Linked DNA regions of Mus musculus: region 2 is linked to region 1. A link is a loop called in an ENCODE intact Hi-C map of the cell type or tissue named here. Cell type or tissue: heart. All regions are shown on one strand. Links, peaks and the distances in the headings refer to the core of each region. The heading gives the core; the rest is flanking DNA. Region 1 has its middle 2.0 kb from the start of Eya3. Region 2 holds the start of Med18 (mediator complex subunit 18).

The links. Hi-C counts contacts between places; a loop is a spot of excess contacts. Peaks named below come from ENCODE experiments on the same cell type or tissue, not always from the same donor. Only the 100,000 strongest peaks of a DNase experiment are listed, where the experiment ranks them.
Region 2: it touches region 1 in a loop (3-fold over the local background); 1 of 42 quality-filtered maps calls a loop at or near these places.

The regions. Positions count from the first base shown.
Region 1 is chr4:132,635,586-132,638,500 of GRCm38, forward strand. No RefSeq gene overlaps it. Among named protein-coding and RNA genes, the nearest start is that of Eya3, 2.0 kb to the right of the region's middle. In heart, for the core only: a CTCF peak has its summit at 1,208 (motif pointing left); no DNase peak of the experiment used is centred there; H3K4me3 peaks cover 58 bases.
Region 2 is chr4:132,462,690-132,465,604 of GRCm38, forward strand. Med18 (mediator complex subunit 18) reads right to left here and starts at 1,232. Exons shown (of 3, transcript NM_026039.3): 1 at 1,085-1,232; 2 at 176-319. The coding sequence starts at 248. In heart, for the core only: a CTCF peak has its summit at 1,526 (motif pointing right); a DNase peak (open chromatin) is centred at 1,282; H3K4me3 peaks cover 1,838 bases; H3K27ac peaks cover 1,816 bases.

The DNA.
Region 1 (2,915 bases), core at 199-2,698:
GAAAGGTGCCTTTTGAGTTAGGTGCAGAGGTCAGCCATGACAGAGAGCTGGGCCCTGGGAGGGTTGCTTAGCAAGAAGACTAGGAAAGCACAGAGCATCAGGGAACACAGGCAATTATCTAAAAGAAAGAAAAAGACTAAAAACGTGGAAAAGGGAAAAGCAACACTTTGGATGGGTTGCATGGTAGAGGCTCCACTGGCAACTGCTGCTCTGTGGGTTGCTGAAGCAGGGCCTGGCTGTGTAGTCCAGGTTGGCTTTGAACTCACCACCCTCCTGCCCCAACCTCCTGAGTGCTGGGATTACAGGCATGCATCACCATCCCCAGTTTTGTTGTTTGCTAGTCATGTGACCTCAAGCAAGTCTCTTAATTCTTCCCTGATACAATACCTCATCTATAGAGTGAACTCAGTTGTAGTTTCTGTGTGTACTTGTAAGACTCTACGTCAAGCCCTATAGTTTTTGGGTTTTTATACGTTTGTTTTTGAGACAAGGTCTCAGTACTGAGACTGGGCTGACCTCCAACTTGGAACAGTCCTCCTGTCTCTGCCTCTGCAGTACTGGAATTACAGGCTTGTGCTACCATGACCTCAAAACACACAAACAAATACAAAGCAAGATGGCTCCAGCTAGAGGTCACTATGTGAGAGGAGGCTAGGCATGCAAACTGAGAGAGAGTTGGGAAAGACTGGTCAAATGAGACCAGTAAGGAGCAAGAATTTCTTTCCTTAAAAGATGCCAAAGACTGGGAGTGGTGGGGAATGTCTTTTATCTTAGCAGTAGAGAGGCAGAGGCAGGCAGATCTTTGTGAGTTTGAAGCCAGCCTGGTCTACATAGAGAGTTCCAGGACAGCCAGGGCTACATAGTAAAACTGTATACATATATGTACATATGTCTATATATATACTACAAAAACAGACTTTTTTTTACATTATCGATTTACCCATGTATATGTGTATGAGTCTAAGTACAGCTTGTATGGGGGAGAGGGGATAGGGAGAACAGCTTGCAGAAACTGGTTATTTACTCCCGCCATGTGGGTCTTAGGGATTGAAACCAGGCCACCGAGTATGGAGGCAAGTATCTTTACCTGCTGAGGCATCCTGTCGGCCCTAGAGCGTTGTTTTGTAATTGCTAATAAGCATAGGATTGATGTGTATGTCCAGTGTGTACTTTGGGAAGAGTGTCTGGGGACATCACATTGTTTGTGGGCTCCCTCTGGTGGAGCTGGTGGTTCATGTCAGTCAAAAAAAAAAAAAAACAAACAAAAAACAAACCAATGAGCAATTAATCTATGCTTTCATGAATTGACTGTTTACTATGTAACATATGTTACATAGTAACATATTGCTAAACATTGCTAAAATACACCCCCCCAAAAAAAAAAAAAAAAAAAACATGCCAGTAGGGCACAGACTCACACCTGTGATTCTAGTACCTGAGAGAAGAAAGCAGAGGAATCAGGAGTTCAAATCCATTCTCAACCACAAATCTAGTTGGGACACAAGAGACCTTATCTCAAAAACACAAAACAAAAACCAAACCAAAAAAAAAAAACCAAAAAACCAAAAAACAAAATCCCAACTAACCAACCAATCAACCACTCCTCCAAACCCAAATCCAAGCCCTTGCAGAACTTATATTCTGGTGGGGAGACCGTACGCCAACCCCCCAAGAAACTGATTGGACAAACGTCATGAGAACAATTATCAGGGGGTAGGAAAGTACAAGGGAGACAATCGCTCCTGTTCTAGCACAGCATCAGAGGCGTCAGAGGCGGTCTCAGTGAGAAGGCTCATTCGAAGATGTAAAGGGGGTGACAAGGTGAAAGAAAGAGCTGTCTCAGGGAAAAGTACTCTAGGTAGAGGGAGTAGAAAGCAGACAGCACCAGAGCCTGCCTGCAGGCTGGGAGAACAGCAGAGGCCAGTCTGTTGTAAGTGGAAGGAAGGTAGGACAAAGTAGGTTAGAGTTCTACTCGAAGAGTAAAGTCTTCTGAGTCCTGTAGGTGATGTAAGGATTTTAGTGTTCACACTGAGACAGAGCCATTGGAAGAAGCACACGATCTGATTAAGGCTTTCACGGGAGGCTCTCTTCTGTATTGAGTATAGGGTAGCAAACATGAATGGGACCCTCAGAATTACATACTGACTGTGGTTCATACCAACACAGGTGGAAAATGGTCCGATTCTGCAAAGACTTTGAAGACAGCATCTACTGATTGTGCTAAGTAGGTGTGATGTGTGAGAAAGAGCAGTTAAGATGCTCGCTCCCCAAAAAGTAGTTGCTTAGAAAATTGTTGAAATAGAAGCAGTTAATAAAAATCTTTTATTTTTATTTGTATTGAAAAGCTAGGTTTTTGTTTTTTAAACTTTGTGGGTTAATCTAATATTTGTAATTCTGGGTCTTTTTTTCTTTTTTTTAAAGATTTATTTATTTATTATATGTAAGTACACTGTAGCTGTCTTCAGACACTCCAGAAGAGGGAGTCAGATCTCATTACGGGTGGTTGTGAGCCACCATGTGGTTGCTGGGATTTGAACTTTGGACCTTCGGAAAAGCGGTCCGGTGCTCTTACCCACTGAGCCATCTCACCAGCCTGGGTCTTTTTTTCTTGAGGGTCTTTCCCTTCAAACATGAATGGAATTGAATACACTGACAACTATACAAAGCCTGTCTTCAACTCCATTCCTCGTCCACACTTGAGTTGTATTTTAGAATTAATGAAGCATTAAAAAATGTTTCTGAGCTAAGAAGGTGGATCTCTTGATTTCGAGCCCAGTCTGATCTTTAGAGGGAATTCTAGGCCAAGGTCCATAGAGAAAAACTTTTCTTGGAAAAACAACAACAAAAAACCACCCCCACACACACCAAAACAAAAACAAAAACAAAAACAACAAAATGTTCCTGAAAACAATTTG
Region 2 (2,915 bases), core at 86-2,585, 170 kb before region 1:
GGCCCCTGCAGCCAGAAGGGTCTACAGAGTGAGTTTCTGGCCATTGAGCCATCTTCCCACCCACCCTCTTTTAAACACAGTTACAGGAACCCTACAGTTGCCTATAAGTCATCTCAACTTGCTCTAGCCAGAAAAAACTGAAAACTTGGTAACACAAGCTCCTTGGCTGACTTACCCTGCAGGAGGTACTCCATCATGTTAATGGTGCCCCCAGTGACGGGCATCATGGTGACTGGAGGCGCCTCCATGATGCCTCTAATTAGGTTCAAGACAACAGAACTGCAAACAGATCTTCCAACCGGAGAAGCACAGGATCCACCTGGAAAAGTCACACTTGTCCATACCCTGTTTGCTGCGGCAGTGGCCTTGAAACCAAAGCTCATTCAGTCTTAACTTTGCACATCTGCTTATACAGCCGGTTCCAAGAACGGGTGACTCGGGAATAAGAGGGGTTCTAGCTCCGGAGATACGGAATAGCCATCTAGTATCAAGTTCTGAACCTTATAAACGTTTTTCTATGTAATCTCGAGGCAGCTATGTAACCTCTTGTTCCGAAACCTACTGTCTCGTTTAAAATAAGACCAAGGGTGTTTAACCCCACAGCCCTCGTCTCCCCCACCCACTACCTGGCTCGAAAGAAACCGACATTCATATTCAAAAATGGTAACTACACTGGGCTACACTGAGAGGCCTCGTTTCCAAACATAAAGAAATAAAAACCGGCTGTGTTGGGGGGAACATCTGTAATCTCAATACTTGGGGACAGAGTTAGAAGGACGGCTGCAGCTTCGGGCTAGACTGGTCTATATAGCAAATCCCGGCCAATTAGGGCATCACAGTGAGACTGTCTCAAAGAAAAAACAAAAGAAAAGATCCGAGGGAGACCTAAGGACCTTGTCCACCCTTCACTCTATGCGGAGGCCATGCAGACTCAGGGAAAGGCCCCAGGGCACACGAGCGATGTAACTAGAACTGGTTCTGCCTTTATGAGAACGCCTCTGCAAATGAGCCAGGCGGGAAATATGAAGTTAGAGTGACTGTCCCGGTCCTCCCACGCGGGCAGCCGGGACACGTGTGCACTTACACTAGCAACACGTCTCCGTCCGCGCTACAGATCCTTGTAAAGCTGGAATTAAATCCACGCGTGCACACCCGCAATCCGCACCCCCAAATGCCGCCAGCGCAGAGCCAGAGAAACCGCCAAACTCTCCCTTCAGCACTTCCGGTAGGAAGCTGAGGGACAGGAAACTTCTCCGCTACCGCCCCGAAAAGTAAGGGTGCCGAGAGGGCAAGGAACGCGCCCGCCTTCTGGCACCGGTGTGCAAGAGCGCACGCGCAAGGTTCGGGGCTGCTGTTGCTTTGGGGTCCTAGTCTAGAGTGGTACCGTGGAAGGTGACTGTCATAGGACAGCTCTAGGATACGTTTTTTTTTTTTTTTTTTTTTTTTTCAGCTTCGACGACCTGGATGTTTTGATCAGATCTCATAAAGCCGATTGGATACCATATTTAAATTTTGAACTCAGCCACTGGGGGGAGCGAGGAAGGAGAGTCACATTGAAAAAGAAGGGAGGCGGAGGTGGCGGGGCTGGCAGTGAAAGAGATGTAAAATGAATAAGTTAAAAATTAAATTAAAGAAAAAGAAAAGGAAGGGGTATGTTGTAAATCGGAAACGCTAACCACAGCGTTGTGTATTTATATATAGACCTCAGCAGGAACAATATTTTGTGTGCTTTCAAGGGTCTGGAGAAACAGCTCAGTGCTAGAGCCTTGTCTGACATGTGCAAGGCCATAAGTTTAATACAAAACAACAGCAAACTTGTTCAATTTACAGTGCATACCATAACTTTAAATACATGGGACCAGGCACAGTTCAAATCTGAGAACCTTGGGAAGCTGTGGTAAGGATCTCTCCAGCAGAGCCATTCAACGCTTAAACAATATTGTGAGGTTTTTAATAAATAAATAAATAAATAAATAAATAAATAAGTTAATTAATAAGGGCTAGAGAGATGGCTGAGCAGTTAATAGCCCCTGCTGCTCTCTCAGAGGTCCCAAACTCCCACATAGTGGCTAACAACCATTTATAATTTCCTTTCCAGGGGCTCTATTACCTTGTCTGACTACATCAGTCACTGCATCCGTGTGGTAGACATGCATACACACTTGCAAAAACACTCATAACACAAAATATAAATAAATAACTAGGGGCTGGGAAGATGGCTAAGCAGTTTAGAGCACTTGCTGTTATTCAGAGGACCTGGGTTCAGCCCTAACACCCATATCATGTGACTCACAACCACCTGCCACTCTAGTTCCAAGGGATCTGACACCCTCATCTGGCATCCATGCTAAAGGACATACATGGTACACATATATCTAGGCACACATATACATTAGATAGATAGATAGATAGATAGATAGATAGATAGATAGATAAGGATTTTAAATTCAACAAGTACTTATTGAACTCTGTACATATGCCAAACACATAAGGGACATAGAGTGAGGCACCCTTAATCTTTCAGGACCCCTCCCTCCTTAACATTTCCCCAAAGGTCACTACCTCAGGCAAGGGTACCTGGTTCCCAGTCAGTCTGGGCAGCTTGTATCAGCTCAGGGCTCCACCTTGCTGTCACATGAAATCAGCTTGCTTCTCTGCCACTTTGTTCTTCTTTCTGCCACCTCCTCCCATGGCTTGACAGTTTAATCTCTAATACATCTTTCTTTGTAATCATGGAATGGTCTAGTTCAGTATATATCAACATAATCACTTATGACATTCAGACAACAACAAGAAGTTGAGTATTTAAGATTAAGAAAAATGCAGGGCTATACAGCTCAGTGGTACAGGGTGTCAGGCCTGAGGTTTGATCCCCAGCACTGTAAATAATATTAATAACGCCTGTAAGGCAATGT